3 separate regions of the Homo sapiens genome follow, and regions 2 and 3 are each linked to region 1. A link is a contact called in ENCODE Hi-C or POLR2A ChIA-PET data. All regions are on one chromosome and are shown on one strand. Each heading gives the region's core, a stretch centred on a gene start or an enhancer-like site at or near the end of the contact. The rest is flanking DNA. Distances are from core to core; before and after follow the strand shown.

Evidence for each region. A loop is a pair of places that touch in the nucleus more often than their neighbours do. ChIA-PET counts read pairs that join two places held with the same protein, here RNA polymerase II (POLR2A). Pooled maps may share reads with other maps.
Region 2: a loop to region 1 is called in a map of gastrocnemius medialis, with 8 times the contacts of the local background. The contact joins the promoter of PCNT here to the promoter of CFAP410 in region 1. A Hi-C loop is called at or near these places in 1 of 168 maps with a recorded cell type or tissue (gastrocnemius medialis), 1 of 37 single-sample maps with no recorded cell type and 13 of 50 pooled maps. POLR2A ChIA-PET finds 5 or more read pairs at or near these places in 1 of 52 experiments (A673).
Region 3: a pooled map shows a loop between it and region 1 (28-fold over the local background). The contact joins the promoter of LSS here to the promoter of CFAP410 in region 1. A Hi-C loop is called at or near these places in 2 of 37 single-sample maps with no recorded cell type and 11 of 50 pooled maps.

Annotation. Positions count from the first base shown.
Region 1 is chr21:44,337,881-44,341,110 of GRCh38, reverse strand. It overlaps CFAP410 (cilia and flagella associated protein 410), which reads left to right and starts at 1,721. Exons shown (of 7, transcript NM_004928.3): 1 at 1,721-1,993. The coding sequence starts at 1,917. RefSeq lists an enhancer at 1,543-1,762 and silencers at 1,763-2,132, 2,433-2,552.
Region 2 is chr21:46,322,368-46,325,597 of GRCh38, reverse strand. PCNT (pericentrin) reads right to left here and starts at 1,442. Exons shown (of 47, transcript NM_006031.6): 1 at 1,316-1,442. The coding sequence starts at 1,369. C21orf58 (chromosome 21 open reading frame 58) reads left to right here and starts at 1,728. Exons shown (of 8, transcript NM_058180.5): 1 at 1,728-2,959. The coding sequence starts at 2,860. RefSeq lists silencers at 650-1,109, 1,380-1,709 and an enhancer at 2,060-2,199.
Region 3 is chr21:46,227,096-46,230,325 of GRCh38, reverse strand. LSS (lanosterol synthase) reads left to right here and starts at 1,552. Exons shown (of 22, transcript NM_002340.6): 1 at 1,552-1,594; 2 at 1,727-1,892; 3 at 2,636-2,774. The coding sequence starts at 1,581. It overlaps MCM3AP-AS1 (MCM3AP antisense RNA 1), which reads right to left and starts at 1,095. Exons shown (of 4, transcript NR_110565.1): 1 at 1,060-1,095. RefSeq lists silencers at 748-1,187, 1,248-1,507, 1,518-1,687, 1,748-1,797 and enhancers at 1,217-1,511, 2,228-2,297.

The sequences.
Region 1 (3,230 bases), core at 472-2,971:
TGTTCAAAGGTAGTTTGGTGAACAGGGGGCTAGGGCATGGGGAGTGCTGATTGGTTAGGTGCGAGATGAAATCTAGCTGTCCTTTTGGTCCTTTTGTGCTGCATGGCTTCTGGGTGGGGCCACAGGAGCTGTTGGCAAGACATTTAGCTGGATCCATCCGTGTGAGACATGCAAGAAACCTGCAAAGGTACAATAGTGATGTTACCTGCAGGAGTAATTGGGGAAGTAGCTTATCTTGTGACCTCCAGAATAATGGCTGACGAATGTTTACATCTGCATCTTAGTGGAATTCATGCTCCTCTATCCTTCTAGGCTGGTAGTGTAACCGCCCAATGGGTTCGCCTTGCCCACTGCCTAGACAGAACCGATTTATCAAGGCAACGGAATTGCAATGGAGAAAGAGTAATACACACAGAGCTGGCTGTGCAGGAGAGCAGAGTTTTATTATCACTCAAATCAGTCTCCCCAAGCATTCGGGGATCCGTGTTTTTAAGGATAATTTGGCGGGTATGGGCTCAGAAAGTGGTGAGTGCTGATTGGTCAGGTCGAAGATTAAATCATAGGGGGTCAAAATGAGTTCTGGCTGACTTCTGTCCCTGGGTGGGATCACACACATGGTTGAGCCAGATTATCCGTTTGGGTGGTGTCATCTGCTGCATCTGAATGCAGGGTCTACAAAATATTTCAAGCACTGACCTTAAGTTTTGCAACAGTGATGTTATTCCCAGAAGCAATTTGGGGAGGTTCAGACTCTTGCCGCCAGAGGTTGCATGGCCCCTAAACTGTAATTTTTAATCTCGTAGCTTAATTTGTTAGTCCTACAAAGGCAGACTGGTCCCCAGGCAAGAAGGGTTTTTTTGGGAAAGGGCTATTATCAATTTTGTTTCAGTTTAATCTATAAACTAAATTCCTTCCCAAGGCTAGTCTGGTCTACACCCAGGAATGAACAAAAGCAGCTTAGAGGATAGCAGGAAGATGGGGTGGGTGAGGAGATCTTCCCCTGTCATAATTTCTTCAGTTATGATTTTTGCAAAGGCGGTTTCAGTGGTCTCATTAGCTTTACAAAGGCTGTTTAGTTTTGAGGAAGGGCTGCTATCACTTAAACTATAAATGTCTCCCAAAGTTACCTTTGCTTATCCAGGAATAATTAAGGGCAGTTTTAAGGCCAAAGGCAAGATGGGGGTTGGCCAGATCTCCTTCAAGGCCAACCTTCTCTCACCGATACAATTTTTTGCAAAGGCGGTTTCAGAACGTCAGAACGCCTGTCTTAATGTAACTGTGGCCCATGTAACGATGTTTAGAGGGTCTTATCTGATTTCTAAAAGGTTGAAATGCTTGTAAGGGCTCTGCTGGACCTGCCCGTGCGTCTTTCCTATAAATGCGTCTTTTCTGTAAATGCTGGGAGGGAGGGAGACAAGGAATCAACACAGCCCCAGGGCTGCCCTGGGTTTATTCCAAGAGTTTGAATCGCGTAACTTGGAGCTGTGTAGCGCCCATGCCATCCACGCTAGGCCTGCGCTCAGAGTCAGGCCTAGGCACTCGGCCATGATGCGCGTCGGACCGAGCCCACCCCGCTCGGTTCCTGGGAGCAGCAGTTCAGCCCTCACTGGGCCGACTCGGGGACCGCCACCTGCACCCACCCTCTGCTCGCTGCGCGCTTCCGGGGTCGCGTTAGAATCGCGTCAGAGAAGGGCGCCCCAGGCCGCGCATGAGCAGGAGCAGAGCCAACGTGTCAGCGGCGCCCAAGCGGCCCCAGCGGGCTCGCGTCGCCCCGCTCTCCTCACCGAGCCGCCAATCGGCTCAGGATCCGCCCCTGACGACGCGGGCCCCGCCCCTGGAGACACGCGCCGCGCAGTCGTCACCCGCCCGGGATCAGGAGGCCGGGGGCGCCCGCCGGTCGGGCCTGGGCGGCCGCCATGAAGCTGACGCGGAAGATGGTTCTGACCCGGGCCAAGGCCTCGGAGCTGCACAGCGTGCGCAAGCTCAACTGCTGGTGAGGCGGGGCCTGGCCGCGGCCGCCCCGGGGTGGGGGGAGGAGCCGGGGCGGGGCGAGGGCGGAGCCGGAGGGAGGAGCCGGGGCGGGGAGAGGGCGGAGCCGGAGGGAGGAGCCGGGGCGGGACGAGGGCGGAGCCGGAGGGAGGAGCCGGGGCGGGGAGAGGGCGGAGCCGGGGCGGGGAGAGGGCGGAGCCGGGGCGGGGAGAGGGCGGAGCCGGAGGGAGGAGCCGGGGCGGGACGAGGGCGGAGCCGGAGGGAGGAGCCGGGGCGGGACGAGGGCGGAGCCGGAGGGAGGAGCCGGGGCGGGACGAGGGCGGAGCCGGAGGGAGGAGCCGGGGCGGGGCGGGGCGGGGGCGGAGTGGAAGGGGGGAGGGGCAGGGGCGAGGGCGGCGAAGGAGCCGCGGGTGAGGGAGGGGAGGAGGCCGGGGGTCGGGGTCGCCTGGGCCCCCCCCCATTTCCCGGCCCGCCTTTGCCCCGGGTGCCCTGTGGGCTGGGTCTGTTGTCTGGGGTTGCCAGCAGTCACTGGGACCAAGTCGAATAGGAGAGAGAACTGAGCTTTCCAGGACTGAGTCAGGAAACACGTTGGTAATCAGTACTGGGGGCGGCCGTTCCCAGGGTACTCCTAGCAGGTGACAGGAAGGGACGTGGGTGCGGTGGGACCCAGGCAGGCTGAAAGGCAGGTAATGCTGAGTCTCACTGAGCCAAGGAAGACCAGGAGCTTCCAGAAGAGGGAGCCTGGAGTTGAGGCCTGCAAGATCTCCAGGGTTCCCTGGGGACTCAGCAGAGTGACCGCGCCGTGTCAACTGGCCTCACCGTGCAGGCGGGTGTGGGGGTCAGCGAGAGCAGACGCTTCCTCCCAGGGGTGTCCGCAGACTGCCCAGAGTGAGCTCTTCCCTGTTAATTAAAAAGCTTTTCTCTCTGCCCTGGCATATCTGGTGTTTTGGCTACAATTCCCGTGTCATTTGCTTTCAATAATGCATTTCTTTGTTTTGCATGGGGTGGTCAGTACTCCCACTAAGCTGGGAGAAACAACAACCCTGTTTCAGGCTTTTAAAGTTTGCTTCATAAGTTGCCTGTTCACCCTTTGAACTTGACCTCTTATAAAGACGCCCTTGTTTATGTCTGTCAGTGAGAGAAATGAACCTTCTGCTACTCAGGGACCATGAGGAAGAGTTCATCTTTTTGTGTCTTACAAATGGAGCAACCCTGCTGCTCCTTATCTAAAAAGTACCACC
Region 2 (3,230 bases), core at 193-2,692, 2.0 Mb before region 1:
TACACAAGCTCATGGACCCAGAAAAATTACACAAGGCCATTTACACAAGAAAATGGTCTCTCAAGGAAATATTTCCTTCAAAGTCAACCTCATGTCGTTTATTTTCATGTCCTCCTCCACCACACCTATCCATGTCGGGATATAGCACAGACCTGGTCTGCGGCCTGCGTCGCCCTACAGGCGGCGTCTTGTCCCTCCCTCCCCCCTCCACCCTCCTGGGAGCTCTGCTCCTGTTCGCAGCTCCCTGCAGGCTCCGGGCTCCCCTTCCCCTCCTGCCCGCCTCAGCCCTTCCCCGGCCTAGCCCCGCGTCCCCTGTCCGCCGTGCCCGGGAGCCCCGCTCTTCCCCAGCACCCCAGCCAGAACATCCTGGGGGGGAGCGGCGCGCACCTCGCAGAGGCCGGCCTGCTCCCGCGGTTCCGCCTCGCGCTTTCGGGACTCCCTTTCTCCTGCCCCCGAGTCATGGGCTCTGCGCGCTTTATTCCCACGAAACCTAGGACAGTGGCCATCAAACCGAGCGCTTTTTCACGGAGAAACCCGGGGCGGGAGAAAGACGGGAGCGCGTCCCTTGAAGGCGCCCGGCGCCAGCGCCGCGTGGGTTCCCGGCAGCGTACGCCAGGCCCGGACGGGCAGGACGCGAGCCCAAGGGCGCGGGAAGAAGACGGCGGCCGGGAGCGCCGCGGGGGCCTTTCACACAGTAAGGACTGCAACGCCGCGAGAAACGCGCGGGGAAAGCATCTCCGACGGACGAGGCGAAGGCGCACCCTGGGGAGGCGCTGCAGGCCACCCGCGCCACGCCCCCGGCCCCGGCCGCGCAGGAAACTGGCCCTAGACCAAGCAGCCACCCGAATACCGGCCGCCCGCCCCAGGCCACCCGGTCCCGGAGGACGCGGGAGCCACTGGAAGATCCAGCCTGGGGTCCAGCGCCTGCCGCGCCCCACCCCCTCCGTGCAGCCACGCCACGCCCCTGTAGCCCCGCCCTGCAGCCACACCCCGCCCCGGCGTGCACCGCGCCCAGCCCGCGCCCCACCCCCCCCGACGCAGGCGCAGCCCCGCCCCGGCCCGCCCGAGAGGCGCCGCGCGTCCCGGCCGCTGATTGGCTGTGGCCGCGGCGGGGGCGGGACCTGGCGGAGAGCGGCGGATTCAAGATGGCGGCGGCCAGGAGGCGGCTTCCAGCGGAGCCGGCGGGAAAAAGCGAGACCTCCGCGGCGGCTTCCGCCGGACCGCGTCCTCTCCTGGCAGGGGGCGGTGGCGGGCACCGGAGCCGCCCTTAGGACTTCACGCCAGAGCAGCTAGAGAAGAAGCCCCTAATGTTTACCTTCGTCCTCCCGGCCTCCACCTTTCTGCGCCGCTGCTCTTGCTCAACTTCCATCTCCCTCAGACTCCGCGCGGGCCGCCCGGCGGTGACGGGGCTGACACAGAGCAGCCTTCGCTCTATTTACACTCCCTCCCCCGCGCTTGGGCTCGCCCTCCCCCCGCGACAACTGTCACGCAGCCGCGGCCCCGCCCCCGACACGCGCCGCCAATCAGGGGGCTGCGTTTCCGGTCTCGCGCACGCGCGCTCTGGGCGGTGCAGCCTGGGCGGAGCCCCGCCCTTTACGCTCGCCGGCCACAGATTGGTGCGCTCACGTACCCGCCTCCTACGGCAGGACCAGTAAGCGGAAAGCGGAGGCCTGGCGCCCGCTGTGATTGGCCGATTTTAAAATCCCCTGCCAGGCTGGCCGAGCGGCAAAAAGTTCGCGCTGCTGGTCCCGCGCGGGCGGCCCCTGGGCTTTGTGTCCACCAGGACAGCGGGCCGGGCTCCCTGCAGGCGCGGGCGGCGCCGAACGGTGCTCAGCAACCACCCGGACAGGGCCAGGCCGTTTTCTCCCGCTCAGGCATTAGTCGTTGGCTGTGGGCCGCCGCGGGAAGTTGAGGCCTACCACGGAGGAGGCTGCTGAGGTGGATCTCAGGGGATCCGCAAGGGCTCCCTCACCCTTGCCGGGACCCTGGGAACCCGAAACAAAATCCTACGCCACCAGCCCGCCGAATGCGCCCCCTCGGCCGGGGGTCCTGGGTCTTCAGAGAAGAACTCGGCCGAATGCGGTCAGAAAGCCCGCGAACCGCCTGGACCTGCAGGCCCCGCCGCTTGGAGCTCCCGCCTTTCCCGACCGAGCCCGTGTCTGCTCGTGTGTCTCACTGATGTCTTAGGTCTCAAAAAAAAAAGAAAAGAAAAGGTTTTTAGTAGACAGAAGAGAAATGGGGCCGTGGGTTCGTGGTCCCAGGGGGAAACTGACGTCGCATGAGGTCGTCGTCCCTCAGCTTGAGCTCAGCGGAACATAAGCTTGCAGAGGTGGAAACCACGGAAGGTTTGGGTGTCTTGGAGCTCTCTGGACACCGAAGCCCGGACACAGTCCCGGGGTCCGCACCGCCTGTGACCTGTGGCGGGACCGCCGGGGTGGGCGTTTTCTCAGCTGGCGCGCGCGTAGGTGGAACTTGGGAAACTAACTGGAGCGAAGTGGCAAAAAACCAAGACAGGGCCGGTGACCTCGCGCAGGCCGTCCTTAACTGTGGAGTATTCCTTCAGCTAACCCCTTTATTTCATGTGTCCAAGTCTGGTTTCTGGGTTTCTTTGTAGTCCTCCGGGCCTGTTCGTGCGCCTTCACTTGCAAAAGGTTCGTCGTGGAGGGCCGTGTGCTTGTTTGCAGCAGTAACGATGCCCTTCCCGAGCGTGCTGGAGTGGCTCCTCGCTGACGCAAGCTCACCTTGCAGCCTCCTCAGCAACTGCAACTTAAACGCGCCCTCAGGAAGCCCTGGAATCTCGCTCAGAATTTTTTTTCTTTTTTTGAGACAGTCTCGCTGCGACGCCCAGGCTATAGCGCAATGGCGCGATCTCGGCTCCCTGCAACCTCCCTCAGGAAGCCGTGGAAGCTCGACCGCCAGAAACTTCCTTCTCCTGACTCAGGCCACAGTCTTCTGTGTGGTGAGCGGGGTGTCCAGCGGTCTCCTGGTTCCCAGACTCGGAATTGGGTGGTTTGAGCAAACTCTGGGCAGTGGGCTCATTAGAGCAGGGGCCAGGCAGGCAACACAGCCAAGCGAGCAGGGGCTGCACCCACAGGATCACACTTTCCAGGAACAGAGACCCAGACCGCGCCTGAATCTCACAACTGTTACGTGTTACAATACATTTACAACTGTGGGACTGAGGGGATGTGCCCAGGTTTGCCTAGACTGTGTTCCTCAGAACCCCAGAG
Region 3 (3,230 bases), core at 303-2,802, 1.9 Mb before region 1:
TGGGGGATATGTTTGTCTGACTTAACGGGTGATTTAGTAGCTTGCCCTCTTGCTTGCAGATTTAAGCCTTGTCCTTCAAGCTAGGTTTTTAATTTGTGGCAAAGCTGATATTTTGATACCCACCCATCTTATTGCTGTGTCTTTTTCATCCGTTTCTGAACTGGGATAGGAAGAGGTGATTATCCTTGATTGTCTAAAACCCCGCTATTCCACTGTGGGGAAGGTGCCTGTGGGTATTCTTTTGTCCACTCTCTCTTCCAACTTTCTCCTCCGGCTTGCTGTGGCTCACCGCCCCTTCGAAGTTAGGCTGGGGGTAGGAATTGAGGAGTGGGTGCCGAAATGCTCACTAGGCTGGGGCAGTTGTAACTGGATGTCAGGGCTTCTGTGGGCCAGGTGAAGACATGCTGGGGTCTTCTGTGGGTCCTTGACCTGACTTACGGACCACTGGCTGCAGCCTCCAGACGTCAGCCATGTTTCCAACAGTCAGACGCCCCCTGCCCTGTTGCGCCCGGCTGTCCCTTCCAAGTTCGGTCACTCGCTCTGCCTCCATCTTCCTCTTCCCTCTGCTGCTAAGGCTTTTCACCTTTAATTTCTCCTGGGGCCACCCCCAACTCCAGCGACCCCGTGAGCAGCTGAGGCTCTACCGCGCTCGGTCCTGGCCAGCGACGCAGCCCTTCCCTGGCGGGGCTCCAGGGCTTCTGGCCCCTGTGGTCCGCCAGGTGTGGGGGCCCACGGCCTCACCGCGCCTACCCCACTCCCCCCGGCGAAGCTACGCGGCGCTCAGCTTCCCAGGGACGCCGGCGGCGCCCTCGGCTCCTCCGCTCCGCCCCGCCCTCCCCCTGGTCTCGCACTGGAGCCGACGGCCCGCGCCCACCTCACCTCAGGGCGGCCTCCCGCCCCCACCCCCGGCCCCGGCGTCCGGGCAAATCCTGCAGCGCGAGAGCAATTCCCTGCCACCCGACCTTCGCACTCGCTGTCGCTCGCTCGAGCCTCGCTCCCCACGTCCTTCCTTCCGACCCGCGGCTGGACCCTCCTCACAAATTTCTCAGAGAGGCTCACCTCAAAGCGCGGCGCACGAGGCCGGGCTCCCGGGACGCAAGCCTCTAGAGGGCGCGCGAGAGGCCCCGCCCCCGCCCTTCGGCCCCACCCACCAGCCCCGCCCCCACCCGCACCCACCAGGCCCCGCCCCCACCTCCCCACCCACCAGCCCCGCCCCCACCTCCCCACCCACCAGCCCCGCCCCTCATGCCCCGCCAATAAGGCCCCACCCGCCTCCCCCGTCCCGTCGCCTTCACCCACCATCCCCGCTCCCTCAGGCCCCGCCCCACGCCGCATGGGGCACCAAGCGCTCCACCACTGTGGTCGCCTGGCACACCCCGGGGTCACGCTCGCGGCGCTCTGATTGGTTGCGTGGGCGTCGGCCCACCTAAGCCTGAGCGCCTGCCGAGGCCTGCGCCTGCGTAGTGCGCGCGGGAGGGGCGGGAGGGGCGGGAGGGGCGGGAGGGGCGGGGCTGGGCGGCAGGTCCCGGGTGCGGACATCTGGCAGCTGGCAGTGGGCGGCGTAGAGCACTGCAGCAGCAATGACGGAGGGCACGTGAGTCCCCTCGCCCCGGGCTCCTGACGAATGCGGGGTGGTCCTAGGTGCTGAGGAGAGCGCGACTGGGGCAGTGGGCCGGCGGCCGGCGTTGGGGCGGGGCCTGGGTCGCTGATGGCCGGTGGTCCTCAGGTGTCTGCGGCGCCGAGGGGGCCCCTACAAGACCGAGCCCGCCACCGACCTCGGCCGCTGGCGACTCAACTGCGAGAGGGGCCGGCAGACGTGGACCTACCTGCAGGACGAGCGCGCCGGCCGCGAGCAGACCGGCCTGGAAGCCTACGCCCTGGGGCTGGACACCGTAAGTTGCTTCCGCGGAGCGTCAGCGAGCTCGGGACCCTGAGGGGTGAGCCGTGAGGAGCACGTTTTCTCTCAGAAAGGCGGGTGGGAGGACCCGGCCAGCGACGCCCATCCCCAAGGCGAGCGCCCACGGGAACTGCGTTCGCGGGCCCCTCCGCTTCAGCCCCTTCATCTCTAAACCACGCATAGGAGACTCCTAATGTTTTATTTTTTAGCACCTTATTTTGAGATAATTTTTGACTTATAGGAGAGTTGCAAAGATAGTTGTAACTTTGTTTTTATTCACAAAAAGTGTTTGGATCCACTGTCTTAGTTGTGTGCATTGTAAGAGATTTTGGTCGTCAGAGTCTGCAGTGTAAACAGGGTCTCCTGCCGAGCCCCGGCCACCGAGGGAAAGGCTGTGCCGCCCCTTGGGCCCTCTTTGAGAGGCCCGAGTCCCAGGCCCAGGTCGGCACCCGTGCCCCACCCTACAGTCTGGGTGCCTGGTTTATTCCAGACATCTTGGAGAAGTTGTGAAGAATACATGACTGGCAAATAAAGCAACGAAAATGTGCAGCTGTTCTTTTACTTTGCTGAGGTGTGATGCTCTCATCAAAGAGTTTCAGACTTTTGATGGAAACAGCTGAAACTTTTAAAGTAATTTACATTCACTGTTTTGACTTGGGCTGTATGTGAAGAGGGTTCCTCTGGCCGGGCAACAGTCCCGTCAGCTATCTCTTTTTTTTTTTTTCGATCTCTTTGCAGAAGAATTACTTTAAGGACTTGCCCAAAGCCCACACCGCCTTTGAGGGGGCTCTGAACGGGATGACATTTTACGTGGGGCTGCAGGCTGAGGATGGGCACTGGACGGGTGATTATGGTGGCCCACTTTTCCTCCTGCCAGGTAGGAGTATGCTGCCCCAGCCTGATGGTATGGCCACCCTGGATCACCCTTGGGATCCTGGCCCAGCCTGGTCTAGGGTTTTGATGAAGCAGGTGAAAATCCAGGGGCTCACAAGAAAAGGGCTGGCAAACTCTGCCCTATGTCAGAGTCGTCCTGCTATTGGTCTAGGGGATCAGCTAGCCTTGCCAGTGTAGGGTGACAGGCTCTCTGATAAGAGAAGCAAGTGGTTCTCTAGGGCTCTGTGTTGCCTTGAGGGAGGAGGAAGGTGGGCTTTGAAGTCTCAGTACAGGATGGGATGGACATTCCAGGTGGAAGGCCCAGCCTATGCCAAGGGGCTGTAGGTGGGCAGAGTGGTGGGTGGGGAGCTGATATCTGCTGTGAACTTCCTCGGGGCTATTGCAGGAGAGCTTCAGGTTCAGGCTGGTGAGTAGGAGGAGCATAGCAGTTGGACTGCCT